Linked DNA regions of Homo sapiens: region 2 is linked to region 1. Evidence: read pairs that join two places in POLR2A ChIA-PET (ENCODE). Cell type or tissue: Panc1. All regions are shown on one strand. Links, peaks and the distances in the headings refer to the core of each region. The heading gives the core; the rest is flanking DNA. Region 1 has its middle 34 kb from the start of IER5. Region 2 holds the start of LINC01732 (long intergenic non-protein coding RNA 1732).

Region 1 (14,999 bases), core at 3,709-11,708:
ACTACACCAAATGCAGACCGTGAGCCCAAATGAACATGGCACCAGAGAAGCACAAAGCCACATGCTTTTATTGTTATTCCTGTGTCTGCATCATTCATGCCACGCCATTGGGACCTGATGGAAGACACGGGATGTTCTGCCATCCGGCAGGGGACAGGTGCTTCAAAGCCTGTAAAATCCCAAACGTGACATTCTTTAAAGTCATGCCTCTAATGCCCTCAGTAATGCATTTTTACTCCCCAGGTGAACCCCATCAAAGGGGTATTAGTAGGAGACGTTTTCTTCCCACCCCTAGGGAGTCCGCAGTTGGTGCCTGCCATGACTGGGAACCAACCTGCATGGCCACTGGGCAGGGCCAGGCTGGGCCCCAGGCTGCTCTGCGGAAATTCACGCTGCAGGTCTCAGCCGCCCCTCCCTTTGACCCTCAGCCTGACCAGGGAAGGGCATCCGACCCACACACTCTCACTTCCTCTTTCCAAGAACAGAAATAAGGCACCAACTTAACACATTGTACTTGGAGAGAGTCTTGCACCCCTTTCAACTCCTGGACATCGTTCTTTCCTGAGTGCTTTTCTTCCCTCTTCTGCAGCACTCCCTTTCCTCTCCACACAGCATTCTGGTTCTGGCTTGCTCTCTCTGCTCTCTTCTCCCTTTGAGCTCTCGTACCCAGGATCCTAGAGCGTCCGTTCCTTCTGGGCTTTCTTTCTCCCCCCCATCTCTCATGTCTCCCTCCTCCTTTCCTCCTAAGTCCCAAGCCTAGAGTCCCCTCCACCTCTTTCCCAGGCCCTGCTCCCCTCTGTCTCAAACTCCTCCTTCTCCTCAATTCAGAAGAAAGCTGGCCAGAGAGATCTCCTGTCTCCTCCCCCTTCACTTCCCCTCCTCTCCCCGCAGGCACACAAAAGGGGACAGAGGCACCAGATGGCCCGGTGCTAAAAGAGGGGCTCAGGGAGGCTGCCGCCCACAGAGGCCCCTGCTGGGCCTTCAAGCTAGTCCAAGCTGCTGCCGGGCCCAGCCGCCCAGCTGGCAGAGGAGCAGGGCAGAGGACCAGCATCCCCAGTACGAGGCCAGCTCCCCCTGCCCGGCCTGCCCTGGGGCCAGCCTGGAGAGGGAGCACGCTTGCCAGCTGAAAAGCAGAGGGTGTCACCATGTGTCCAAGCCTCAAGCGCCAGGGGCAAGGGTCCGATGGCCCGTGGGGACACTGGGCTTCCTCAGGAAGAAGGAGAGGAGTGGCTGGCAGTCTGCTCTTTCTATGGAACAGGCTGTGCCAAGGAGGGGGCCTCAGCAATGGGTGAGCAGACCACAGGGGAGCCAACAATCCCCCAGTCCCCTCACAAAAAAGAAGATTTAATGACGCATTGGTTAATGTTAACAGCTACCATTCATTCAGTGGTTAGCTGGGCCAGGCATTATGCTAAGTCATTTCCTATAACATCCCTAATCCTTCAAGAGTTCTGCAGGGTAAACATTTTGATCCCTATTGTACAGACAAGAAAACTGAGGCTAAGAGAGGTTAAATGACTTCCCCAGGCATCATAGCTGGAAAGTCAGTTAACACAGTTTATTCCAGGGTTCAAGCGATCCTCCCACCTCAGCCCCACAAGTGATTAGGTCTATAGGCACGCACCACCCTGCCCATAGTGAGACAGGATCTTACTGTGTTGCCCAGGCTGAGCTCAAATGACCCCCCCAGCCCCACCACAACCACCACCTTGGCCTCTCAAAATGCTGGGATTACAGATATGAGTCACGGTGCCCGGCCTAGTTAATACAGTTTAAAGTTTCTTTTCCAGTTAAGATTCTGTAAGTCCTGCTAAGGTGGTGTTGCAAAAGCAGGCACCTAACAATGTCCCCACTAAGGCCTTCAATAAAGCCACAGGCAGGCCAGGCGCGGTGGCTCATGCCTGTAATCCCAGCACTTTGGGTGGCCAAGGCAGGCAAATCACATAAGTTCAGGAGTTTGAGACCAGCCTGGCCAACATGGTAAAACCCCGTCTCTACTAAAAATACAAAAAAATTAGCTGAGTGTGGTGGCACATGCCTGTAATCCCAGCTACGCAGGAGGCTAAGGAAGGAGAATTGCTTGATCCTGGGAGGCAGAGGTTGCAGTGAGCCAAGATTCCACCACTGCACTCCAGCCTAGGCGACAGAACAAGACTCCATCTCAAAAAAAAAAAAAAAAAAAAAAAAGCCACAGGCAGAAGCTTCCAATTCAGTTCTCCATTGCACATGCCTGTGTTGCTTTTTTAAACATCAAGCTCCCAAGTCCCCTCCTCTGGAGGTTCTGATGTACCCCAGCCTCTCCGGAGACACTTGTGCAGGAACAAGAGCTGTGAAGCAGGGCAGACTCGAGTTCCCAGTACCAGTCACGTGACATGGGAAAAGCTACTTCCAACCCTTGGAGCCTCAGTTTCCTACTATTAAAAAAAAAAATGGAGATAATAATGTTTGCTTTACCCATGTGTCATGAGGAGTCTAGGCTGCTTGGCACAGTGCCAGGTGCTCCATAGGTGCTCTGCTGACGTCAGCTCCCCTTTCCTGCCCTTCAGAAACCTGATGCTGCAGCATCCACACTTCAGAGAGCTAAAAAGAAAGGGGCATAGCCCATGGATACTACTCCAGTTAAGCTGACCTTTGGTTCTGGCCTTAATCTAAGTCCGTGCACCCTGCCCCAGGGTCAGGCAGCTCCCACAGGGCTGCAGGACAACAACAAGCCGGCGTAGGCTGGGGGATTTCCAGGGGCGGGACCTCTGCTTTCAGAACTTCCACGGAAAGGCCTCAAAACTGACCAGCTCCACCTGCAAAAGGTCACTATCCAGGCTGGCTGAGAGTCTCTGGAAACCTATCAGTCCATCAAACTGTTCCCCAGTCTTCCTTCCATCATCTGCCAGAGCCCGTATTTCCAGAGCCACCTCTACCAGCTGCCCCTCTGGATGCAACAGGCCCGCCCCCAGGTTCAAGCCCTCCTGCCTGGCCCAGCCGCCATGAGCCCCTCAGGCCATTCTCTCCTGCCAGCCCTAGGCATTTCCCAACCCTCACCTAAAACCCATGTCCCAATTTAAAAGGCAATGAGTGGCTTCCAAATACACCCTTACCTGTTTACTCAGAGTTGACTTTGAGTTACCTGGAAGATGCGCCCACTCCCAATAGCCTGGGTGACAATCTTTCCTTTCCACCTTTTTAACAGAGGACAAGTGAGTTCCAGGAAATGCCTGGAGTGCCTAGCTACCTCTCTGGAGTACACTCAAACCCACACTCATTCTCGCTAAGCAACTTGGCGGAGGCCCTGTTTCACAGGCACCATGCTGGGCACATCTGCCTTCCTCAGCTCCCCTTCTTGAGAAACTGGGAGGTAGGTGCCGGTATCTTTATTTTATACATGAGGGGACTGAAGCATTAGGCCATCTGTATAAGCTCCCACATCTGATGAGTGGTGAACTCAGGATTTAATCCCAGGACTTCTGGGTCCCAGACAAGAGCATTTTCTACTCCACTGTGTCTGCCTCTAAAATCTACCTCAGGCCAGGCGTGGTGGCTCATGCCTGTAATCCCAGCACTTTGGGAAGCCAAGGCAGGTGGATTACCAGCGATCAGGAGTTCAAGACCAGCCTGACCAACATGGCAAAACCCTGTCTTTACTAAAAATACAAAAATTAGGCCGCACAGTGGCTCACGCCTGTAATCCCAGCACTTTGGGAGGCCAAGGCAGGCGGATCACAAGGTCATGAGATCGAGACCATCCTGGCTAACATGGTGAAACCCCATCTTTACTAAAAAAAAAAAAAAATACAAAAAATTAGCCGGGCATGGTGGCAGGTGCCTGTAGTCCCAGCTACTCAGGAGGCTGAGGCAGGAGAATGGCATGAACCTAGGAGGCGGAGCTTGCAGTGAGCAGAGATCGCGCCACTGCACTCCAGCCTGGGCGACAGAGTGAGACTCCGTCTCAAAAAAAAAAAAAATACAAAAATTAGCCAGTGTGGTGGCGCCGCCTGTAATCCCAGCTACTCAGGAGGCTGAGAAAGGAGAATGGCTTGAACCCAGGAGGCAGAGGTTGCAGTGAGCAGAGATCGCGCCACTGTACTCCAGCTTGAGCAATAGAGTGAGACTCCATCTCAAAAAAATAAAATAAAATAAATCTACCTCAAATCTATTTCTCACCCTCTTTGTTGCCCCCATCCAAGGGGGCACCTTCCAAGCCACCACAGCCGAGGCCTGGGTGACTATAATGGCCTCCCAACTGGTCTCCCTGTTCTCACTCTTGGTCACAACCATCCATTTTCCACAACAGCCAGGATGGTCCTTCTCATGAAGTGATCATGTTGCTCCCCTGCTGCACAAAAAATAAAATCAAACTCCTCCCCATGGCATATAAGGCCTGTGTGATCTGTCCCTTCCCCCTCCCCGCTGTCCCTGATACCCCTTCCATTCTTGAAGTCTTTTCCTACTCTGGGATCTTGGCACTTGATGTTTCTTCTCCTTTCCTCTTGTTGCTCCGTATATTACTTTATTTTATTTTCTTCATAGCATTTATAACTATCTGAACCTTTTAAATTTATTTACATCTTGGGTGTTTGTCTGTCTCCATTGACCAATGTAAGCTTCACAAGACAATTTTATCATGCTTTCCATGGCACCCTTGTGCCTGGAACAGCACCTGGCCAATAGTAAGTGCTCAATAATTATCCACTGGATGAATGAATGAGGAGGTCTCCCTAAGGAGACCTCAGAGATGATGGGGCTGAAAGACATCAGAGGAGAAGAAAGCTGGGGCAGTTTCACCTGCAATATGTTCAACAGAAATGGCCCCACTGAGCCTCACAGTCAGCCATGCGACAGTGCACCTCGTGTCTGGGACAGAAGAAAGATGGTCAATGTGTGCCCCAAAAGAGGGAACTATTTGGAAACTGGGAGGGTAAAGAAATAATAAAAATGTTGGGTTTTGTAGTGGTGGCTGTTATTTTTTAAGCCCACTCAAGGGGGGTTTTCTGCAGTGGCTCAACATAAGCAAACACTAGAACTAAAAAAAAAAAAAAAAAAAAGAGGAATTAGAAAACTGGAAAGAACTAAATGCTGCAGCTAAAATGGAATAGGTTCCCCAGAGTCTGATCTCATGTGTGTGGGCTAACATGACTCTTAGGGAGGCCTCCTCCAGAAGAAAACAAAGCAGAAGGAGGAGGAGGAGGGAGGAAGAGGAAGGAGGAGGAGGAAGAGGAACGAGGAAGGAGGAGGAGGAACAACGAAGGAGGAGGGGGAGGAAGAGGAGGAGGAGGAGAAGGGGAGGAAGAGATGGGGGAGGAAGGAAAGGGGAAGCAGGGAAGGGGAGGAGGAGAAACAGCAGCCACCAACAAGGCAGCCCAGTGACCATAACATGGGAGTAGTCCATTGACAGAAGTCCTTCACACTGATGGTCACATGGGGAAGTCTCTGTCCATGTTCCTAGCATGCACTCTGACTTCAGAGAGACACTAGTATAAATAGGGTGAGAAGATGTAGGGTGGAAAGCAATCTAGCACCCATGTGAAAACTCAAGTCCCTTCTTCCCACCTCCTGCAGCCTGGTCTGAGCCCCTCCTGTTCTGAAAGCTGTGCTTGGCTGGGCTCTCCCTGCTGCAGACTGTCTGAGGATACTCAGTGCCTCAGAAGACATGGGCCACATCTCTCTGAAGCACCGATTCTACTTGATTATTTGGTGGAAGGTATTTTTATTAAACAGAGATTTTGTTTTGCCATAGATGCAAAACGTACATGACTTTTTTTTTTTTTTTTTTTTTTTTTTTTTGAGACAGGGCCTCACTCTGTGGCCCAGGCTGGAGTGCAGTGGCACCATCACAGCTCACTGCAGCCTCAACTTCTGGGCTCAGGTGATCCTCCACCTCAGCCTCCCAAGTAGCTGGGATTACAGGCATGCACCATCACGCCCAAATTTTTATATTTTTTTGTAGAGATGGGGTTTTGCCATGTTGCCCAGGCTGGTCTCGAATTCCTGGGCTCAAGCGATCCTCCTGCCTCAGCCTCCCAAAGTGCTGGGAATTACAGGTGTGAGCCACTGTGCCCGGTCACAATGAACGTGAGTTTTTAAGATAAGATGTGAGTTTTTCATACATTTTACACCTGTAGTACTTACTACAAATTGCCCAAAGGGCATTTACTCTCTCCTGTTTTTCAGCAGTATTAGGAAAAGCAGTATAGTGGTTAGGTGCATGGGCTCTGGGACTGCACTGCCTGAGTTTGAATCCAGGCTCTGCTTGTATGACCTTGGACAAGTTACTCCACCATTCTGTGCCTCAGTGTCTGCATCTGTAAAGTTGGGATGATAGTAATAGCACCATCCTCATAGAACTAGGTGAGTTCATGCATGTAAGGTGCTTGTTCAGAACAGTGCCTGACTCACGGTGAGCACTAAGTGTCAGTTATTTTATTACTCTGGTAGACAGGCTGAGAAGCTGTCAGAGCCCACAACAGCCAGTCCCTTGCCACCTTGAGCTACCTTCTCTCCCCAAAAAGAGTACTGGTAACAAGGGGGGTGGGGACAATGGTCTGGCTCTTGGGTGTGACTGATGAGGTACAGGCACTAACTAGCAGCTGTCCCAGACACACGGCGCCCCCTCCAGAGGGGTGGACATGAAGGAACCATGGGGCTCACTTCAGGCCTCTGCCACAAGCTGCTTCCCTTACCTGGAAGGCACTTCCCAGCTGTTCCCCATCACTGTCTTCCCCTTTCCCCCACCAACTCCAACCCATCCTCAGGACCAGAGCTGGGACTAAGGACACAAAGTGTAAGGGGGCACTCACTCCCAGGGTCATGCAAGTGCTCAGGCCTCGGCTCAGCTCTCATCTTCTCCAGGATGCCTTCCCTGAGTCCCATCCATCCAAGTCTTCCTGGTGTCCCTCACTGCACTCACCTCCAGTCAAATGCCATTGTAACCCATTGCCTTGTCAGGCTGCCCCCTGTGCATGAGCTCCTGGGGGTCAGGTGCATTTCCTCATTCTTTTTCTACCTATAGAGCCTCACACTTGGCAAGCACAGAGAAGGCACCCGATAAGTGTTTGGTGAATAAGTGTTGAATGGATCATTCTCTAGGGGATCCCAAAGCCAGCAAAAGTAAAATAATATGTTCATCTCCCAGGTAAGAGACTAGAAAAGGGGCCAAGGAAGGGAGAAGAGAAGGAGGGGAGCATGGAGAGAGCGCTAGGAATTGGATGATGGTAGAAATTCTCCTGACCTTAGGAAAGACACCCAAGAACAAGGGAGAGCACTCCCTTCTCCTCCTTCCTGAGAAGCATGGCATTCTGGAATGCACCCAATCATTCCTTCATTCATGCAATAGTCCTGTGCTGGGCACCAGCTGGCACCAAGCACACTGCTGAGCAAGGAGACAGGGAGGGGAGGGCCCTGCTCCAGGCTCCTGGGAAAACCCGGGGCCCAGCTCTGTTTCTGCTTCTCTCCATGCTGAAATGGGCCACGGGGGCATAGGCCCAATGTGCCTGGTCGTGGAGTCACAATGCTGTCAGCCTTCAGGCCACTTTGTGACAATCCTACCGTAGGAATTGTGCCTCTGGAGAGACACAGTAAGGTGTGATGAAAACGCACCACAAGACCAGGCACAGTAGCTCCTGTCTGTAATCCCAGCACTTTGGGAGGCCAAGGTGAGAGGATCATTTGAGGCCAGGAGTTCAAGACCAGCCTGGCCAACATGGTGAAACCCTGTCTCTACTAAAAATACAAATATTAGCTGGGCATGGTAGCACATGCCTGAGGTCCCAGCTACTCAGGAGGCTGAGGCAGGAAAATCGCTTGAACCCAGGAAGCAGAGGTTGCAGTGAACCGAGATCATACCACCGCACTCCAGCCTGGGAAACAGAGCGAAATTCTGTCTCAAAAAGAAAAAAGAAAACACATCGAGTTGTGGGGACTTGGGCATCACTGATCCTCTTGTCCTGGTCCCCTATCCCTTGTCTACTCCCTTGTCACAGTCCTGATAGGCCTCCAGATAGCTAAGAAAAGAATCCCCACACTGGATAGCCTGCCTGTAAATAGGAGAGGCCAGAGGAGGCAGGGAAGGAGCAGATAATTCGCCTGGACTTGATCCCTAGGTGTGGCCCATAACCGCGGAGTGACTGTGGGTCTGCCATCTAGGCTTTCTGTGCCTCAGTCCTAGCATTGTGGGTTAAGTGACATAACACATGTAAAGGGCCGGCATAGAGTGTAGTAGGCTTCAACAAATGCTAACTCTCTTCCTTTGAATAATGAACTACACAAGATATACATAGTTTTCTAAAATTTATTTTATGTTGCAGTGTCTCCTCGACTTAAAACACTATTTTCTAAGGCTGTTCATTTGTCAAACAATGACTACAGTTGCCAAGCATCCAAAACTCCAATTCTGGTCAGCAGAGCCCCACGGTCTGTTCTGGGGACAGGTAGCAGAAGCGAGGGGCAATACCTCCACCTGGGGCATCTGGAAATGCTAACACAAAGGGGTGAAACTGGGGCTAGGTTGGAAGACACAAATAGAAGTTGGGGGGATGAGCAGAGATGGGTGAGAACAAGGGAGGCCAGAGAGAAAGAACAGCTTGAGCAAAGCATGTGGCAGACAAGAGGTGTGGCACACTCGGGAAACCACACACAGGTCACCTGCCTGGGGGACAGTAATGTGCAGGAAGATTGGATAGGAGATGTGGCACTGCAAACAATCAGGGTCCAGTCCAGAAGGGCCCTTCAACGAACATAATGGGTTTGCATTTATCTTGACAGAGAGGTACCTGCAGCAGCAATGTGGATGGGAGAGGGTGGGGAGGCTCCAGGCAGGGAGCCCAGGCTAGAGGCCATTCTGATAACCAGGCTGATACATGATTCAAGCCTGGATTAGGACAGTGGCCCAGGAGGGGAAAAGAGATGTTTAAGTGGTAAGAGAAACAGACCTAGAGAGTAGGAGCAAGAGAAAGGGAAGTATCTAGGAAAACATCCACATTCCAGGCAGCTGCACTGAGACTATTTACTGAGACAAGGGAACCCTGGAGGAGTCAAGAGCAGTGAACTTGGTTTTAGATAAAATGAATTTGAAATACTTAAAGGAGGCCGGGCGTGGTGGTTCACACCTGTAATCCCAGCACTTTGGAAGGCCGAGGCGGGTGGATCACCTGAGGCTCACCCCGTCTCCACAAAAATACACACACACAAAAATTAGCCGAGCATGATTGCGGGTACCTGTAATCCCAGCTACTCAGGAGGCTGAGGTGGGAGAATCGCTTGAACCCGGGAGGCAGAGATTGTAGGGAGCCAAGATCACGCCACTGCACCCCAGCCTGGGTGACAGAGCAAGACTCCATCTCAATAAATAAATAAATAAATAAATAAATAAATAAATACTTAAAGGACATCTAGGTGGTGTCCCATAGAACCTGCCAGCAGGATGAGTTCAAACCCAAATCTGGTGAGTATTCACTGTGTACTCTTAGGCCTCCACAGTTCTGTTTTCTTATCTGTAAAATGAGGCTGCTACCTACTTCATAGAATTATTATTTTTGAGCCAGAGTCTCACTCTGTCATCCAGGCTAGAGTGCAATGGCACAATCTCGGTTCACTGCAACCTCCGCCTCCCAGGTTCAAGCGATTCTTGTGCCTCTGCCTCCTGAGTAGCTGGAAGTGCAGTCATGTGCCACCACACCTGACTAATTTTTGTAATTTTGGTACAGATGGATGGGGTTTCACCACATTGGCCAAGCTGGTCTCGAACTCCTGACCTCAAGTGATCTGCCTGCCTCGCCCTCCCAAAGTGCTGGGATTACAGGAGTGAGCCACCTACTTCATAGAATTATTGAGAGAATGTGGGCTAAAGAAGATAGCTGTGGAAAAGCACCAAGCCTCTTAGCTGGCACACGGTGGGAACTCCATGAATATTGGTTGAATCTGAAGATGACTGTGATCATGGATATTTCTGTGTTAAAGTGCTGTCACCACGAGTGTGTGGGCAGCTTGGTTCTTTTCATCACACGCCGTTCCAGCTAGGTGGAGAGGACTGTGGTCAGGGTTGCTGGGTGGCCAGCTGCTCCTACTCTCTCGTTCTGTTTTTCTTACCACCCAAACATCTCTTTTCCCCTCCTGGGCCACTGTCCTAATCCAGGGAGTTCTTCATGTCCACCTCCTCAGCCCCCACCCCTGGGACAGGCCTTACCTCTTCCAGATCCCCTGCAGCCACCCTGCCCAACAGGATTCCAAAGACTAGAAGAACCTCCCCAGCCTGACTCAGGCAAACTGAATGCCCTGTCTCAAACAAGCAGGGGCCCTGAGGCAAGTCTTGCTCTGGGAAAACAAACAGGTTTTTATTACCTCCACCTTAAGACAAAGCCTCAACCTCTGGCTGCTGTGAGACACTCATTCCCAGGAAGAAAAATGACCTCTAATTGCAGTAGTACATGTGACACCTCCCTGGTAGACTGTGAGCTCCCTGAGGGCAGGAACTGGGTCCTACAGGTCCTGATTTTCCTCCTAGCCCCTAGCACCTGCCAATCTGAGTACATGGTCAAGGAAGGTTTGTTGGGTTTTCATGCCTGTGTGTTTGGTTTCTGCTTCTGAGCTAGAGTCTCTTGCCAGGTAAGCAGAGTAGATGCACTCCTCAAAACTCAATAGGAAAACGTCATGCTGGGTCATGGTGAACAGGATCCAGGACCAAAGTCCCTGCTGCTTCCTTCTCCTCCTTCCCAACTCCACACCTGCCCGAACTTATGACAAAGAGACCGAGTGTCTTGGGAGTAGATTCCCAAGTCATGCCTAAAACAATGCATTAGGTCCTTGAATAGATACGATTTGGGTTACTAACCTCCAAGTCACATCCCCTTCATCAATAAATCAAGGCAACTCCAAGAACTTTCTCCTCCCCTGTGGTCTCACACACTGGTCCATGGAGCTCTGGAGTGGAGCAGAAGACACTAGGGCCTGTTCCCTAACACACTCACGGCACTTTCCACTAAAAACAAGCCAGCTTGGCTGGGCACGGTGGCTCACGCCTGTAATCCCAGCACTTTGGGAGGCCAAGGTGGGCGGATCACCTGAGGTCAGGAGTTCAAGACCAGCCTGACCAAGACGGTGAAACCCCGTCTCTACTAAAAATAAAAAACAGGGTGTGGTGGTGCATGCCTGTAATCCCAGCCAGCAACTTGGGAGGCTGAGACAGGAGAATTGCTTGAACCTGGGAGGCAGAGGTTGCAGTGAGCCGAGATCGCGCCATTGCATTCCAGCCTGGGCAACAAGAACAAAACTCCATCTCAAAAAAAAAAAAAACCAAGCCAAATAACACAAGTTCACCTTCCAGCCCTCTGAGTCTTCTCTTCTTCTGGGTCACCTCTTAGGCTTCTCTGGTCAGTACAAGGTGGACACCTGTAAGCTGCTTCTCATCCCAGCCAGCTAAGCCACAGTACACAGGAACCAGCCCCGTTCCCTAAACAAGTCATGGGATTCAGCAAAAGGCTTTCTCCCAGACCAGCCTCTCCTCCCCATGTGCCCTGGGCTGGCTGGGTCCCTCATTCAGTTACCAGACGGACTGCCTTTGCATCTGGACGGGCCTCTGACCTTCCCAGGTGAGAGGTCAGTCATTCAAGGCCTCCACTTGGAGAACAATCAATTTCGAGTTCAGAGATTTGGGGGACCTAGGGAGATTTTCCTAAATGAGATCCCCTGCTTCCAGCACAGACTCCTAGTTGCCTAGCAACTGTAGAAAGAGATCTGGGAAATCTGGAGCTTACTCCACAGCCCCCTGTGCTGTGATGAGCTCGTGTGGCCCACCTAGGGAGGAAGGCACTGCAGCTGATAATTATCAGGAGTAACAGCCATAATCCCAGACCTGCTATTACTGTGTTTACAGAGGAGCAATTACTGCAGAAGCTCACACCACTGGCCTTTCCCAGGCCCTCACCCTTCCCGCCCTGTGCTGACTAAGGGAGTAGAAATAGCCTCCAGCCTTTCCCAGGAGTAGAAGCTACAGCCTCACAGAGCCCCGGGGTGCTCTGATACCGGTTCTGCCACTTAAGCTGCTCTCCAAAGCTGTGAGTGGCCCTTAAGGAGGAAGGACGTGAGTGAGGCTCAGGGCACACACCCTTGGCCTGGCTAAGGGTAGAGGTGTCCAGTGGCAGGAGAGCCAGAGATAGTGCTTGGGGAGGCAGGAATGCTGGTCTTCTAAGAGCATGCTGGGCTTTTTCTCTTTCCTTCCTAAAGCCAGTGGCCTGCTCACCGCCCTTCTTTCTGAGCAGCTCTCTCAAGGCCAGGCTAAGGACAAGGCATAGATGTGGAGCTGAAAGGTTAAGCTCCCTACCCTCCACCCCTGCTGGTCTCCAGAAGGGGACAATTGGAATTCAAATATCCAGTGTCATGAAGCCAAGGAGAGAGGTGGCATAGGAGTCTATAAAGCCAGCCCACTAGCTTCTCTCTCCTGGGAACTCCCTGGTTTATGAGCTGCCAACCCGAGCTTCATGGGTGAAAAAAGCACCCAGACTTCCAGAAAATTGTCTGAGAATGACAGCCTTCCAGCTCTGCCTTCAGTCTCCATCCCCCATGTCCTGCATCCTGGATCTAGCAACAATATTCTGATGCACACCATCTCTTTTCTTTGGCTTCTCTCCCTCCATGACACAAAGGCCAGAGTATGATAGCCTGCCTAGAAATCAAGACCATGATAACTAATTAAAGTCATAGACTTCCAGACTGTTAAATCTTAGTGTGGCATTAGACATGATCTAATCTAACATCCCCATTTTATAGACGGGGAAACTAAGGCCCAGAGAGAAAGGCAGTTGATGTACAATCACACTGCTAGTTAGTGGCAAAACTGAAATCAGAGCTCAGACATCCTGTCCTTGCTCAACTGTTATTTCCAACATATGAACCTGCCCTTTGACTCTGATTGCCCTTTGGGTTCAGGCCACAGAGAAGATTATTTTTAAAAAATCGGTGGGGCATGTTGGCTCCACAGTTTGGGAGGCTGAGGTGGGCATATCCCTTGAGCACAGGAGTTCAGGACCAGCCTAGCCAACATGTCGACACCCCATCTCTACAAAAAATACCAAAAAAATTAGCTGGGCATGGTGGCATGACCTGTAGTCCCAGCTATAGGGGGCTGAGGTGGGAGGATCACTTGAGCTCAGGAGGTCAAGCCCAGTGCAGTGAGCTGTGAGCATACCACTGCATTCTAGCCTGGGTGACAGATCAAGACCCTGTCAAAAAAAAAAAAAAAAAAAAAAAAAAAACGCCTGGGTGCAGTGGCTCATGCCTGTAATCCCAGCACTTGGGAGGCTGAGACAGGCGGATCGCTTGAGCCCAGGAGTTCAAGACCAGCCTGAGCAACATAATGAGACACTGTCGCTATAAAAAGATTTTGGTTTTTTTGTTTTTCAGGATGAAGTCTCACTCTATTGCCCAGGCTGGAGTGCAGTGGTGTGATCTCAATTCACTGCATCCTCCTTCCACCTCCCGGGTTCAAGCGATTCTTGTGCCTCAGCCTCCTGAGTAGCTAGGATTACAGGCACCAGCCACCACGCCCAGCTAACTTTTGTATATTCAGTAGACACAGGCTTTTGCTATTGTCTAGGCTGGTCTCAAATTCCTGACCTCAAGTGAACCGCCCATCTCAGCCTCCCCAAGTGCTGGTATTACAGGCGTGAGCCACCACGCCCAGCCTCTATGAAAAGTTTTAAAGTTAGCCAGGCATATTGGCGTGTGCCTGTAGTCCCAGCTACTTGGGAGGCTGAGGTGGGAGGATTGCTTGAGTCTGGGAGATCGAGTCTGCAGTGAGCTATGGTCACGTCACTGCACTCTGGCCTGGGAAACAGATGGAGACCCTGTCTCAAAAAAAGAAACAACAACAACAAAAACTAGTATTGTAGGACTAGATACTAAACACTTTTAACTTTCCCAAAAGTTTTTACAACAGGGTTCTTATCCTATCCTCAAAGCATTGTTTTCAGGTAAATGGAGTTAATAATATTACTCTAGCTGCACAGGTTGGGAAACTGGCCAGAAAAAGTCCCATTAAGTTGAGAAAGATATGTTAAAAGTGGGTAGAAGAGTTCATGTTTGCTGACTCCTTATCCAATGCTCCTTCTACTATACTCCTTGCCTCCAAAAATTCAGCCTTGTTACTCAGAAAAACCTAGCTAACCAAATAATACTGTCACAGAGGCCCCTTCAGAGAAAAGATGTGGACACCAAGTCAGAACCAACACTGCATTTTAATGCTGAGCTAACATGTTTCCTCTTGCAAGTCACTGGTTCCTGGCTGGTCTTGAACTCCTGACCTCAAGTGATCGGCCTGCCTTGGCCTCCCAAAGTGCTGTGATTACAGGCGTGAGCCACCATGCCCAGCTTTTCCCGTATTCTTTCCTTATTTCTCTTTCTCTTTTCACTGCCCCTTTCTTCCCCAGCTTCACCACATTTTTGGGGAAGAGCGTTTCTACCTCTGTTGAATCCCACTCCCAGTTAGGAGAGATGTCGGTGAGAACTGTCCGCTCAGCATTTCTGGATGCCTCTGTTGTAGTTGTTAGTGAGTGGGACCCTCTAGCACCTGTTGCAAGCTGTAGGGTGTTCACCAGGAAGTCTGGCTTGTTAGAGCAATTACCCACTGCTAGCCTTGGCCTCTCTGCCCTGGACAAAGTATTCTTTGCTCAGATTCTTGCAAACATCATGAGAAAGAGTGGTTCTCACACCTTAGAGAGCATCAGAATCACTTGGAGGGCTTGATGAGCAGATTGCTGAGCCCTATTCTCAAAGTTTCTGACTCAGCAGGTCTGGGATGGGCCGGTAATTTGCATTTCAAGTCCTCAAGAGATACTGATGCTGCTGGTCCAGGAACCACACTTTGAAAACCACTGTGATAAAGGACACAATTCATACACTCGGTGGACCGTGGGCCTGGAGTATGGGAGGATCAGATAGCTGGAAAGGAGGGTTGGGGCTGAGGATGAGTGTGACCAAATTTGGCCAGCCAGCTACAGCAGCTCCTCCTGGCTTTCTCC
Region 2 (14,999 bases), core at 2,692-10,691, 54 kb before region 1:
TTATGAAGGTTAAATGAGATCATCCATCTGAAGCACTTAGAAAAGTGTGTATGCAATACAAACCTTCATTATTATCCGTATTTACAGTTTACAGAGGGCCCCACCAGAAGTGTTAACTCTAATTTACAAATATAAGAGGGTGCACACACACTGGCTCCCTTTTCTCAATTTAGGATAGCACTTTCCACTTCACCTTTCTATCTCCAGGAGGCTCTTCTCTGCCCCCTCATGGAAACACTTCCACCAAATCCCACTGCCTCTCCCCCAGCCCACAAAACTGATCATTTCCCATGCCCTCCTGGCCGCTCCGTATTAATCAGCACAGCCTGTTTCAGATGTCCCCCAAAACTTAGTGGCTCAACACAACAAAGGTGAGTTTTGCCTTCAGAGTCCAATACGAGTTGAGTGTAGCAGACATTCTGCTCCACTAAGGCATTCGGGACCTGGGCTCCTCCCAAGTAGCTCCACTGTCTTTCAGGGCCTTGGAGTACCACCCTGGGTCCCCTGCATCCAACAAGCAGACGGGAAGAAAACAGGGGGAGGATGGTATGGCAGGTTTTAGGACCGAGCCAGGCAGGGCTGCTCATCCCTTTAGCCCACGTTCCACAGGCCAGAAAACCAGCCCCATTGTTAGCAGCAGTGAATCTGCAGGGGTGCGCAGCAACTTGATTCTTGCCCTCTCAGAGGAAAGAATTCGGCTGCGGGGGCAGAAGTAGTTTTAAGGCAGAGGGAGAGACCGAGGCAAGTTTTAGAGCAGGAGTGAAAGTTTATTAAAAAGTTTTAGAGCAGGAACAAATGGAAGTAAATACACTTGGAAGGGGGCCAAGCAGGTGACTTGAGAGATCCAAGTGTGCCATTCAGCCCTTGACTTGGGGTTTTATATGCTAGCACAGTTCCAGGGCTTCTGTTTCTCCTCCCTTGATTCTTCCCTAGGGGCGGGCTGTCCAGGGCTGTCCACTTGTGTGGTGGCCTGCGGGCACTTGGGAGGGGCCACATGCACAGCATGTTTACTGAAGTTGTGCACATGCTCATTTGAGGCATTTCTCCCCTTACCAGTAGAGTGTTCCTAGAGGAAGGTCATATACAGGTTAAACTCTGTCATTTTGCCTCTTAGTGCCCAGGCTAGAGCCCACTTGCCCAGCTCCTGAGATCTTACCAGGAAGCGGCTGCTCACCAGCTTCAGGTGTTTTCTATTAGGAGTCTTCCTTTCCTTGGTGCCAGCTATGCCCTATTATTATTTTAGACTGACAGTTAACAACTGCCTGACCATCACCTGATGGTTGCCTGACATTCCTGTGGGCGGGGGGGGGGTGGGGAGTCCTCTCCTGTCCTGCTCATGTCTGCTTAGCTACCTACTCTAACACTATGACTCCACCTTACAGTAGTGGAAGCTCAGAAAGATAGCCTTTCCAGCCGGGTGCAGTGGCTCACGCCTGTAATCCTAGCACTTTGGGAGGCCAAGGCGGGCAGAGTTCAGGAGTTTAAGACAAGCCTGGCCAACATGGTGAAACCCTGTCTCTACTAAAATACAAAAATTAGCCAGGCATGATGGCAGGTGCCTATAATCCCAGCTACCTGGGAGGCTGAGACGGGAGAATCGCTTGAACCCAGGAGACAGTGGGTGCAGTGAGCTGAGATCATGCCACTGTACTCCAGCCTGAGTGGCTGAGCGAGCCTCCGTCTTAAAAAAAAAAAAAAAAAAAAAAAAAAAAAAAAAAAAGATAGCCTTTCCATGTGTCCAGGAGGGGAATCAAACCTGTTTGATGAACATATTGTATTTTTTCTGCTACCTGCTCCTGAAGCAGAGGCTTTTCTGGGAGAAAACTTGAATCTATTCTCTTCAGGCCATTCTCTTAGAAAATAGGCCCAAAGTGATACTCCATGTTTCCCTGCAAATCCTGTAGCAGACGATGTCTCATCATCAAATCCTGCAGGCAGACATGGGAGAAAGAAGGTGGTCTTCGGGAGAGACGGAGCTGGTGCTGCTCTCAGCTCTGCCACTCCTTGGCAGCTCAGCTTCCTCCTTTGCAGGATGGAAGTGGGGGCATGGAGGACTTTGAGCATTGGTGACTACATATATGAAGAGTGGCCAGGGATATTACTGTCCTTGGCCCTGCTTCCCTGTTCTCCCGTCCCCCAACCACCTCACACCACCCCACACCACCTGTCCAGAGTCAGGGCTGCCGGGACAGGCACAGTTCTTCTGGCTGCCCGGGTGGTCTGTTTTCAGCCAGTCAACCCCGCTGACAGGGCAGAAACAATGGGGAAGGGGAATGAGGATCAGGACAGCCTGCGAATGTAATTAAGCGAAAGGAAATCTGAAAACCCAAATCCCTCTCCCGCCCCAACCGATGCCAGCTTGATCTTTTTTGTTTCTGGACCCCACCCCCAATGCACGCCCCCACACTTCATGCTCAGCTGATCCAGATGGTCTGTGGATGCTGAGAGCCAAACAGTGTGGGGAATTGGTTGTTTCATAAGCTCCTACAGACTCTGTCACTAATTGTAAACCCATTTGGGACACATTCTGAAACAAGAGGCTTTTCACTAACCTCTAGTTCCTAAACAAACAAACACAAATCAGGGTTCATGCTTTCTCTCATTCTACCCTTCCCCAGGCTCCTCCTCACCTTGCTTTAAAACAATTACTTGGGAAACAAAGGGCAACACCCACTTTGTGCGCCCCTGGTAATACCGCAGTCACCTACCAGCTCTGGAAGCAAGAGAGTCATTGTTCTCCTAGCAACACGCACTGCCCCAGCTGCACGTGTTTGGTGCTTGGATTACACCAGCCAGCAGCGGGGGTGTGCATGTTGCTAGGAGAACTTGAACTTGATTCTAAATTTGCAACCTCTCCTCACTGCCACAGCTTTCTTTCAGCTGCAAACAGACACAACTCAACTGCAGAATCCACAACACTGGGCCCAACGGGGAAATCCCCAGCCTCAGATAAGACCAGTGTGCTTTCATCCTTTTCTTTTCTCATGTCCTTCTTTCTTGAATTTCAGACAGATAACAACCACACAAATAAGCAAGAATTATGAAGATCCATTGTACAATATCGACTGAGCACGTCCTATTGCCGGCTGCTGTCCTGGTCACTTCAGACACAGCATGAAGGAAACAGACAAAAGATCTTCCCCTTAGAGAGCCTCCGTCTGGGGTAGGGAGGATGATAAGCAAATAAACACATCAGTATCAGTCGGGGTTCTCCAGACAAACAGAGCCAGGAGGAGCTAGATTAGCTCTAAATCTAGATGACATAGATGTGTGTATGTGTACATATTACATATATGTATAAAGGAATTTATTTCAGGAATTGGCTCATACAGTTGTGGAGGCTGGCAAGTCTGAGATCTGTGGAGCAGGCTAGCAGGCTGGAAACTCATGCAGGAACTGATGCTGCAGTCTTGGGGCAGAATTTCTTCTTGCATAGGGAAACGTCGGTTTTCCTCTTCAAACCTCTCCACTGATTAGATGAGGCCCACCAAGATATCAAGGGTAATCTCCTTTACTTAAAGACAACTGATCTTGTTTACCATATCTATAAAATACCTTCACAGCAACACTAGGTTAGTGTTTGCTTCAATAACTGGGTCTTGCCTGGGCGCGGTGGCTCCCACCTGTAATTCCAGCACTTTGGGAGGCAAAGGCGGGCAGATCACAAGGTCAGGAGATCGAGACCATCCTGGCTAACACAGTGAAACCCCGTCTCTACTAAAAAATAAAAAATAAAAAAATTAGCCAAGCATGGTGGCGGGCGCCTGTAGTCCCAGCTACTCAGGAGGCTGAGGCAGGAGAATGGCGTGAACCCAGGAGGCAGAGCTTGCAGTGAGCCGATATCGCGCCACTGCACACTAGCCTGGGCCACAAAGCGAGACTCCATCTCAAAAATAAAAATGAAAAAATAAAAAAAAATAACTGGATCTTATAGCTTAGCCAAGTTTGACACATAAAACCAAGCATGCCAAATGCATGTCCAATGTGTTGGGTAGTGATAAGTAAGTGCAATGGGAAAAAAGAAAGCAAGTGGAGAGGGACAGGGAGCCCCAGGCAGTGGGGCACAGGAGACATACCATGTGAGATATAATACGTCGTTCAATACAAACTTGAAAGAAAAATAAATGAACATACCTAGGCACTGCATTCAAAAAGCACAACAAAATCCTCACTTAGTGACAGATCTGCTTAATCATGACTCTGCAGCACTGGAATTGAGGACAGGAGAGAGGCCGTTTGCAGAGCTCTAATTAATAGCAGCACAGCCAAAGCAAGAAGCAAGTGTTTAGTCTCCGGTCTTGATGGATCTTCAGAAACAGATCCCTGTCTGCAACGGCCTCCTGGCTGAATTCCTGCTTCCACACTCGCCCCTCCCTCCACTACTCTGCTCCCACCCCTGACAGTGGTTGCAGGCACTTGGCCTCTTCTGCCCGCTGCCCCCCCACCCCATCCCTTCACCACCCCCTCCCACTGCAGCTGCAGTCCCGGTAGCCTCTTGCTGGTTCCCCAGCACTCCTTCTCACTTCTGCCCCAGGCCTTTGCTGCTCCTCCTCCACATCCTGGAAGGGTCTCCTCCCAGCCATGTGCCTGGCTCTCCCCACACATCCTCCTCAGAAAGGCCAGCCTTGACCACCCCATAAAATAGCACCCTCGTCATCACTCTCTGCCTCCTTAGCCCATCTTCTTGGTCTTCATAGTGTATATGTTAAATATCTATTTCTCTGTTGATTGTCTTCTCTCACTCTGTTGTTTTTTTAAAATTGTAGTAAAATTACATAAAATTTACCACTTTCAATTGCACAATTCAGTGACATTTAGCACATTCCCAGTGTTAGACAACCATCACCACTACCTAGTTCCAGAACACTTTCACCACCCTAAAGGAAACCCATACCCATTAAGCAGCCACTCCCCATTTCTCCCTCCTCCAAGCCCTGACAATCACCACTCTGCCTTCTGTCTCTGTGGCTTTGCCTATTCTGGGTATATTACATGAAAGGAATCATACAGTATATGGCCTTTTCTGGCTGACTTCTTTCACGCAGCATGATGTCTTCGAGGTTGGTCCATGCTGTAGCGTGGGGCAGTACTTCATTCCATCTATGGCTGAAGAGCATTCCATTGTGTGGGTGTGCCATGTTTTGTTTCTCCATTCATCCACTGAGGGACATTTGGGTTGTCTGCACCTTCTGCTATTGTGAATGATGCCACAGTGAACATACATGTGTGGTGTTTGTTTGAAGGGGACTCTGTCTTGATCATTTTGTGTCCCTGGCCTGTGAACGGACCTGCAGATTAACCTGTGGACAGCTTAATCTTCAGGCAAATGAATAAAAGGCAAAGTTCAGCATCTAATTTAATTTTCCCCAGGCCCCTTTATCAACCTTCTCTGCCACAGCAAGGACCAAGCCTTTGTATCCACACCTAACCAATATCCACACCCTGAGCCAAACCCATCCAGCAGAGCGGCAGGGGTCCAGCTAGGCTCCTCCCAGCTCCCTGCTTCCCAAAGGTAAGACATCCAGGCCATTGAGCCAAATGTGCCCTTTGGAATTCCCATACAGCCCCAGGATTCCCCCAAAACAAAGCACTTTTGTCCTCAGGTAAAGGCTGACTAGTAGGCTAATAAGACTTCGGATATTTCTTTGAATGGGATAAAATCTCAAATTTTATGATTAGAAATCAGACCCTAAGAAACATCCCTGGGACTCGTTTCCAAGGCTGCCATAACAAAGTACCACAAACCAGGTGGCTTAAAGCAACAGAAATTCATTTTCTCATTATTCTGGAGGCCAGAAGCCTGAAATCCAGGAGTCAGCAGGGCCACGCTCCCTCGGGAGGCTCTGGGGAAGAGTCCTTCCCTGCCTCTTCCAGCTCACAGTGGTTTCCAGCAATCCTTGGCCTTGTTCTTGGCATGCAGCTGCCTAATCCCACCTCCACCTCCATATTCACATGGCCTTCCTCCCTTGTATCTCACATCAGCTTTTTTTTTTTTTTTTTTTTTTGAGAGGGATTTTCACTCTGTCACCCAGACTGGAGTGCAGTGGCGCCATCTCAGCTCACTGCAACCTCTGCCTCCTGGGTTCAAGTGATTCTCTTGCCTCAGCCTCCTGAGTAGCTGGGATTACAGGTGCCCATCACCACGCTCAGATAATTTTTGTATTTTTAGTGGAAATGGGGTTTCATCATGTTGGCCAGGCTGGTCTTGAACTCCTGACCTCAGGTGATCCACCCGCCTCCCAAAGTGCTGGGATTACAGGCATGAGCCACCACACCCGGCCCACATTATCTTCTTAAAAGGACATCATTCATATGGGATTAAGGGCCCATCCTACTCCAGCGTGATTTCATCTTAACTAATTCATCTACAATGACCGTATTTCCAAATAAGGTCATATTCTGCAGTAGTTGGGGGTTAGGACTTCAACATATCTTTTCTGGAGACATAATTCATCACTTTGGAGAAGGGGTCATGGAATGCATAGCCTTGATTTTACTAAAGCGTAAATCATTGGTAAGGTATTGGGGAGGGCAGGGAGCTGTGTGCAAATAAAGAAGACCATGCACAGGCAGGGTTCCACTGATGAGGAGAAATGGGCAAGAAACAGGAGAATGGAACCTTCCTCTCTCTTCCTCTGTCTTCCTTGCAATTTAGCTGAGGGCCAAATCTGTACCTTGCAGCCAGCGCAGCTGCAGAACAGGGCAAGGAGGTATCTCAGGTCTCCTAGAGGGATCCTTGGAATGCACGGAGCAGCTCACTTCTCGCTCATAACCCTCCAAGAGCTCCCCTGTGAGCCCGGCTAATGCCCACAGGACCCCAGGCCATCTTCCCTCCACATTCCCGCTCCTATCCCTTCCCCACCTCTCACTCCACACCAGCCACATTGGGTTCCATCCTGTCCTTGAAAATGCCCAGTATGCTCCTGTCCTGGCACCTGTGTCCTCCTGGTCCCTATCCCTGGAATGTTCTTCCTTCCTTCAGAGATCTAAGTGGCTCAAACTGCATTCTATCTGGCCCTCCCTGCCCACCCTATCTCCCTTCCATCCTACCACTTTCTATGCCCCTCTCTTGCTCATTTTTTCCATAGCCCTTGCCACCACCTGATGTACATATATTTACCTACTTACTGTCAGTCTTCCTCCACTAGAATATGCACACGTGATAGAGGGAACATCGTGCTGTGCTCCTCATGGCCATATTCCTGGCCTCCCAGCAGCCTTGGCCTGTATTAGCTGGTCAGTGACCTATCATCAGATAAAGGAAGCTGCTGTGCCACACCAGGTGCTAGAGGAGCTCTGCAGCTGCTGGAGGGCCCCTGCACTGGGGCTAGTGTCCTGAGGGTCAGGGGAGGGGCGGCTGGGCTTTAGATCCCTTCCTGCCTTGGGCACAGGGAAGACCCCAACCCTACCTGGAAGGGCTGCTGTCCAGCAGGCCCCACACCGCCTCAGCAGGCCCCACACGGCCCCACACCTCCCAGAATTGCTTACCTCAGGCTGGGGAGGGAGTGGCCTTGGGTTCACCTGTTTTCTGGCTCTTCCTGGCAGCCTCTGCCGCTCCAGCCTGGGTGGTGGGGAGTCAGAGGGTCCATCTAGGCAGTGCATTTTCTGTTTCCTGCAGCTGCCGCAAAAAATCACCACAAACTCAGAGGTTTAAAATAACACAGTATTATTCTTACAGTCCTGGAGGTCAGAAGTCCAAAATAAGGCTAATGGGGCTAAAATCAAGGTATCAGCGGGGCTGGTTCCTTCCAAAGTGTGGGGAAGACAATCCATGGCCTGCCTTGGCCCCTCCTCCATCTCCAAAGCACAGCCCTCCAGTCTCTGCAAGCGCATCACTTCAGTCTGTGCTTCCCGGATCTTCCTGCCTTCTCCTCTGACTCTTGACTCCTGGGTCCCTCTGATGAGAACCTTTGTGATTACCTGGGGCCCATTTAGATAAGCCAGGCTAATCACCTCAAGATCCTTAACCGCATGGACAAAGTCCCTCTTGATATATGTTAACACTCCTAGTGCCAGGGATTAGGGCATAAACATATTTGGGGGCTGTTATTTAGCCTCCCTCAAGCAGGAAGGGGGCAGCCCTGCTCCCCAACCACTGTCAGGATGTTACTGGAAAGAAGTCCTGATCCAGACCCTAAGACAGGGCTCTTGGAGCTCACACAAGAAAGAATTTGGGGCAAGTTCACAGAGTAAATTGAAAGCAAGTTTATTTAAAAAGTAAAGGAATAGGCCAGGTGCAGTAGCTCACGCCTGATCCCAGCACTTTGGGAGGCCGAGGTGGATCACCAGAGGTCAGGAGTTTGAGACCAGCCTGGCCAACATGGTGAAAACCCATCTCTACTAAAAATACAAAAATTAGCCAGGCATGGTGGCTCATACCTGTAGTCCCAGTTACTCGGGAGGCTGAGGCAGGAGAATCGCTTAAACCCAGGAGGCAGAGGTCACAGTGAGCCGAGATCACACCACTGCACTCCAACCTAGGCAATAGAGTGAGACTGTCTCAAAAAAAAAAAAAAAGTGAAGGAATAAAAGGGTGGCTACTCCATAGGCAGAACCGCCCCGAGGGCTGCTACTGGCTATTTTTATTTCTTGATCATATGCTAAACAAGAGGTGGATTATTCATGAGTTTTCTGGGAAATGGGGCAGAGATTTCCCTAGGAACCGAGAGCTCCTCCCCATTTTAGACATACATGGTAACTTCTGGGCATTTGTAAACTGTCATGCACTGATGGGAGTGTCTTCAGCATGCTAACGCATTCTAATCAGCATATAATCAGCAGTGAGGGTAACCAGAGGTCACTTTTGTCACCATCTTGGTTCTGGCAAGTTTGGGCCAGCTTCTTTACCACATCCTGTTTTATCAGTGGGGTCTTTGTGACCTGCATCTTGTGACCTCCTGTCTCATCCTGTGACTGAGAATGCCTAACCTCCTGGGGATGCTGCCCCAGCAGCTCTCAGCCTCATTTCACCCAGCCCCTATTCAAGATGGAGTCACTCTGGTTCCAACGCCTTTGACAATGACGTGCCAGGCACCTGCCCCACCCTGCTGAGGTGGGACCTTGCCTCCCAGAGTCCTTCTATCAGCTCCTCCTCAACCCCAGCTTCAGATCCCCCAACACCCAACCCCAGGCTTTCCCACAGTTCCAGGACAGCTGCAGCCCCTGGTTACACCTTTTTGCTAAGGCTGAACCAGGGCTGGGCAGTCTCAGGAACTGGCGTCTCTGAGGCCGGGATGGTGGCACCTCCTTCAACTTTGCGGGGAGGGGTACAGAGACAAGGCAGGGATGAGAGCGGGATAGGTTAATGTCTCAAGGTCAGTTTCACACTTTTTTCTTCTGTTCTTTTGCCTCCTGCTTCCTCTCTTCCCCAGAAAACACCCTGGCTTTTCTCCCTCTAGTTCTCCATCCTCCCCTACCTTAGCTAGTGACACTCAGTGCATCCAGCACTTTCCATAGTCAGTGCATGGAGAAGGGCATTCACGGAGTCTATGCTGGGGCTCTCGCTCCCCCCACCCCACCCCACACATGGGAATCACATTCTGAATGATGTTCGATGGGAAAAGAGGCCAAGCACATGGACACTGCCCCACCTCAGCCCAGGGTGACCACAAGAGCTGCAGAGCCAGAAGGGCCACTCCCAGTGCCACCATCATCCCTGATGGCTGTGAGACTCACCCCCACAGAGACTCAGTTTTCTCTTCTATAAAATGGAGATCATCCCTTTCAGGATGACCGTCCCTACCTGTGGTCCCCAAACTACTGTCATAACTCACAAAATATCCATGATATGGAAGAATCGTTGTAACAGCAGAACAAGGAAGAAACAGAGATCATGGCTGCAAGAACCTTAGACTGCATGGGCACCTGGGGCCAGAGGTCAGGGGAACCTACAGCATCCAAGACCAAGCCTTAACCAGGGAAAGCACCAACTTTCACAATGGTTTTATACGCTGGAACAGCCCCCAGGCCCCTTCCATTGTCCCCCCTCAGGCCCCAGCACACCCCACAGGGCCAAAGAAGAGGTCCTCTAACCGCCCAAGGGGTTCACCTTGCCTCCTGCCTAAACAGAGCCAATTTATCAAGACAGGGGAATTGCAACAGAGAAAGAGTAATTCACGCAGAACCAGCTGTGCGGGAGATCAGAGTTTTAATATTACTCAAATCAGTCTTCTGGAAAACTCAGGGATCAGAGTTTTTAAGGATAATTTGGTGAGTCAGGGGCCAGTGAATCAGGAGTACTGATTGGTTGGCCAGGGGATGAAATCATAGGGAGTCAAAGCTGTTCTCTTCTGCTGAGTCAGTTCCTGGGTGGGGGCCCCAGAACTGGTTGGCAGGTCCAGGTGGGGCCATCCAGTTGTTAGAAATGTAAAAACCTGAAAAGACATCTCAAAAGGCAGATCTTGGGTTCACAATAGTGATGTTACCTTCAAGAGTAACTGGGGAAGTTGCAAATCTTACGACCTCTGGAATAATGGCTGGTAATAGTTAGAATTCTAGCCACTGTCATCTTGACTTCATAGCTGGTGGCCTTTCATTTGTTTTACAAGAACAGTTTAGCCTTTTGGGAAGGGCTATTATATAAACTATACACTAAATTCCTTCTCAAAGCTAGTTCAGCCTATACCCAGGAATGAATAAGGACAGTTTAGAGGTTAGAAGCAAGATGGGGTCAGTTATGTCTGGTATCTTTCACTGTCATAATTTTCTCAGTTATGATTTTTGCAAAGGTGGTTTCAGTCTCTAGAGCAATCCTGTCTCTTATTGCCACACACTGGTGAGGCCAGCATTGTCCTTGGAAGAAACAACTTCCCTAGACATTCCACATCCCGTGCAGGCTGGTTCCAACAGTGACAGTCCTTCAGGTGGCTGAGTAGCCCGCAGAGACAGGGAAGTGAGGCAGGAGAGAAAGCACACTTTTTCCAGTCATAACTGCCTGATTCTTCCTATAATTCCTCAGCTGGCTGTGGGGGCCGCGAAGTGATGTGAGGAAAGCACAGAATGGGCCCTCGGGAATTGCTGGTTCTCTCCCCACTGCTGCCCTACAAGGGGCCCCTGCACAAGGCCCTCAAAGCCTCTGAGCCTCCGTCACCTGTTAAACGAGTTGACAAGTGGCCCTGATGAAACTGCCTTTGCAAAAATTATAACAGAAAATTATGACAGCAAAAGAGATCTGATCTAACCAACCCCCATTTTGTCTTTAACCTCCAAACTTTCCTCCATCATTCCTGGGCATGGGCCAAGCTACCTTTGGGAGACATTTAGTTTACAGTTTAAATGGTAATAGCCCTTCCCCAAAACTAAACTGCCTTTGAAATGAAAGGTGGTTTACTAATGAAAATCTATGAATGAAAGGCCACCAGGTTAAGAGGATGAGAAGAGACTAGATGCTGCTGAGGTGTAGACATAAACGATTACTGGCCATTATTCCAGAGGTCAGAAAATTTGCAACCTCCCCAGTTAATTCTGCAGATCACAGCACTATCACAGAACCTAAGACTGGTCTTTTGAGATCTTTTTCAGACTTACCCACCTGGACAAGTGGCTCAAGACTCAGCCAGCCTGTGGCTCCCCGACCCAGAGGTGGACTCAACACACAAGGACTGTTTTCCGCAGCCCTAGGATTGCATCCCCAACCAATCAGCAACACCCATTCCCCCTGCCTGCCAAAATAACCTTGAAAAACTCTAGCCTCCAAAATTTGGGGGAGGCTGATTTGAGTTATAATATAGCTCTGGTCTCCTGTTTAGCCATCTCTACGTGAATTAAACTCTTTCTCTATTGCAATTCCCCAGTGTTGATCTTCAGCTCTTTCTGGGCAGCAGGCAAAATGAACACACTGGGTGGTGACACCATTACCTCATGTATGAGGGCCACCTTGAAGTGACCTGGCACAACATACAAATGTGTTACATAAAAGAACAACAAGGAATAAAGAAAAGAATTGGTTAGGCAGTGCATTCATTTCCTAGGGCTGCCATAACAAACTGCCACATACCAGGTGACTTAAAAAAACAGAAATCTATTGTCTCACAGCTCTAGAGGCCTAAAGTCTAAGACCACGTTGCCCTCAGAAAGGAGCTGTTCCAGGCCTCCCTACAGGCTTCTGGTAGCCTCAGGCATAGATGCCTCGCTCTTCACAGGGTGTTGCCTCTTCACAGGGTGTTGTCTTCACAACATCTTCCCTGTGTGTGCGTTTGTCTCTGTGTCTAAATTTCCCCTTTTCATAAGGACACTACTCATATTGATTAAGGCCCACCCTAATGAACTTATTTTAACTTGATTATCTTTGTGAAGACCCTATTTCCAAATAAGGTCACGTTCTGAGGTACTGGAGGTTAGGACTTCAACATATCTTTCTGTGGGGACACAGTTCAAGGGTTGGTAAACGTTTCAAGGGTTGGACACAGGAAAGGGTTGGTAAACATTTTCTGGAAAAAGCCAGATAGTAATATTTTAGACTTGTGAGCCACTGTCTCTGTCACAGCTACGCACTTCTGCTGTGGCAGCCTGAAAGCAGCCATAGACAATACATAAATGAATAAGCCTGGCTTGTTCCAATAAAACTTTATTTATAACAATAAGTTGTGGGCTAGATGTGGTTGGCAGGCCATAGTCTGCCAATCCCTAGGTTAGAACACCAATTTTAAAACAAGGAAAAAGAGTTTCTGCAGCCTTTCTGAAAGAGGGGACTCAGTCAGGGAACCAGAGATTCGGAGCAAAATCTGAGTCCCCAGAAGTGCTAAGAGGGGAGTCAAGGAAACTCCTGGGGTTTAAGAACGTGGACTCAAAATGCGGGAGGAAGACAGGGCACCCTGGAGGAGTTCCACAGAAGGCCCTTGGCTTGCCCACAGGCACTAAAGGCTGATCTTACAGCTGAGGAAACTGAGGCACCAAACGATCAAGTGACTTGCCAAAAGACACAGCTAGTAGAGGAAGGATTCCATCCCAATCAATGTGATTCCAGGGGCTGAGCTTGTAACCACTAGCAATTACTCCAGAGGACAAAGAAACAACAGAGGATCAGGCACTGGGAGCTGGGTGTCTCAGGCCGAGTTCTTCAGGGGTTGGAGTCACAAGGGTGGAACACAAGGGGGCCAGGGAGTTAGAAAGGGCCAGTAGAAAGCAGCAGCGTGTCAGTCATTAGAATGTGCGGGCATCAGCCTTGCTGTCTAAACATCATCAGGAGGGTCTTTACCAATACCCCCCACGGAACAAAGCTATAACACCTCTCCCGCAGAAGCAGTGGAGATGGGCGCTCTTACTCTGAGTTAACAAAGGTCTTATGAGTTGTGTTCAACATAAACTAATAAATACATACTCAGGGAATCAGTTCACCAGGATTGTAAAGAAATAAAAATAGAAACAAGGTCAGGTACTAATGGGAAGATGCTAATTGTGCTCTGTCATGGAACCTCACCCTTGTTGGCCTGTCATCTTCACACTTCATTGAAAATCCATTAAAACGATTGTGAGGCCATTAACCCTGACTTTCAGGCAGAAGCTTCCCTTGGGCGCAGTTGTGTGACTAGGGTTCTTTCATTAATATTTAGTGTAATTGCTTGAGAGCCGGATAATTGTGATTACAGACTGCCACTTAAATATGGAAGGGGAGCATGAAGATGGGATCTTTTCTTTGCATCTTTTTTATTTTTAATATGTGTGGAATCATCTCCCTCAGGCAAGATAATATATTAAAACTTGAATTTTTAAAACAAAGAGAGGGCTGATTACTCGGTCTACAAAAGAATTCACCACAGGATTCCTTAAATTGTGAGCTCCCAGAGCAATCAAAATTATTTGATTTACAAAATTTCAATCTGCTGGCATCTTTTCCATATTATGACTCTACCATAAAGGTTATATTTGAAAAAAGAAACACAGCTACTAATGAGTGCCGTAGAGGCTGCTGAGTGGAGAATTAAGGCCTGCATTTATAAACAGGGTGACCAGAAGACATACCTTAAGGACACCTTGAAATTCAGCCTTGATGCCTGGGATAGGACTGTGACTTGCTAGGACATGCAGTCAGACAGATGAACCAAGGGGGACACCAATTAGAGATGAGAGGACCCTGAGACCAGTCTGCAACTTGGAGCAACTGCAAGAAGATGCTCCTTCCAGAGTACAGAGGGGAAAACTGCTGCTCCCAAAAAAGATTCTTCCCCCTCTGTCCCTCAGCCCCATGAAATGGGACAAACTGATCCAGTACCACCTCAGATTTAGGCCTGTTAAAAGCCTGGGAGGATATTAACGACCTTCCCCATAAAACAGTGGCTTTCTCTTCTTATATTTTATCAGCTTCCATTGCTCTGCATTTAAAAGGAGGCACACAAAATTGCAATGCCATCCTCCAAGGTGTGTGGCAACAGCCAAGGTGAGTGGAACAAACGTGAACAATGTTTCTTCTGCTCTCACACCACCAACAACATCAATACAGAAGACTTTTGGCCGGGCTCAGTGGCTCAAGCTTATAATCCCAGCACTTTGGGAGGCCAAGCCAAGCAGATAGCTTGAGGCCAGGAGTTCGAGACCAACCTGGCCAACATGGTAAGAACCCCTTCTCTATTAAAAATACAAAAATGAGCCAGCTGTGGTGGTACACACCTGTAATCCCAGCAACTTGGGTGACTGAGGCATGAGAATTGCTTGAATCCAGGAGGCGGAGGTTGCACCACTGCATTCCAGCCTGGGTGACAGAGCAAGACTCTGTCTCAAAAAACAACAGACTTCTGTGACCAAATACTCGGTGGTTTTACCCCACCAACATGCAAGCAATCAATTCAGCAGCAGACGTGAGCTGCAGGGGTATCTTCCAATTCAATTCGGACACTGTCTACCTGGAGATAGCATCAGATCCCACAGGTTGAGGGCTCAGTCCCACAAGAATGCCTCCCTCTTCCTCCAGACACCAGTCACAGATCCTCAAGCTGGGCTTTCCACATTTCTTTAGGTTTGATTAATTTGCCAGAGTGGCTTACAGAACTCAGGGAAACATGTTT

The links. ChIA-PET counts read pairs that join two places held together with the same protein. Peaks named below come from ENCODE experiments on the same cell type or tissue, not always from the same donor. Only the 100,000 strongest peaks of a DNase experiment are listed, where the experiment ranks them.
Region 2: POLR2A ChIA-PET joins it to region 1 with 8 read pairs; 4 of 35 experiments call an interaction of 5 or more read pairs at or near these places.

Annotation. Positions count from the first base shown.
Region 1 is chr1:181,114,777-181,129,775 of GRCh38, reverse strand. No RefSeq gene overlaps it. Among named protein-coding and RNA genes, the nearest start is that of IER5, 34 kb to the right of the region's middle. RefSeq lists an enhancer at 825-924. In Panc1, for the core only: no CTCF peak of the experiment used is centred there; no DNase peak of the experiment used is centred there; H3K27ac peaks cover 2,899 bases.
Region 2 is chr1:181,167,956-181,182,954 of GRCh38, reverse strand. It overlaps LINC01732 (long intergenic non-protein coding RNA 1732), which reads right to left and starts at 8,471. Exons shown (of 3, transcript NR_125966.1): 1 at 8,380-8,471; 2 at 7,489-7,618; 3 at 747-1,066. RefSeq lists an enhancer at 467-966. In Panc1, for the core only: no CTCF peak of the experiment used is centred there; no DNase peak of the experiment used is centred there.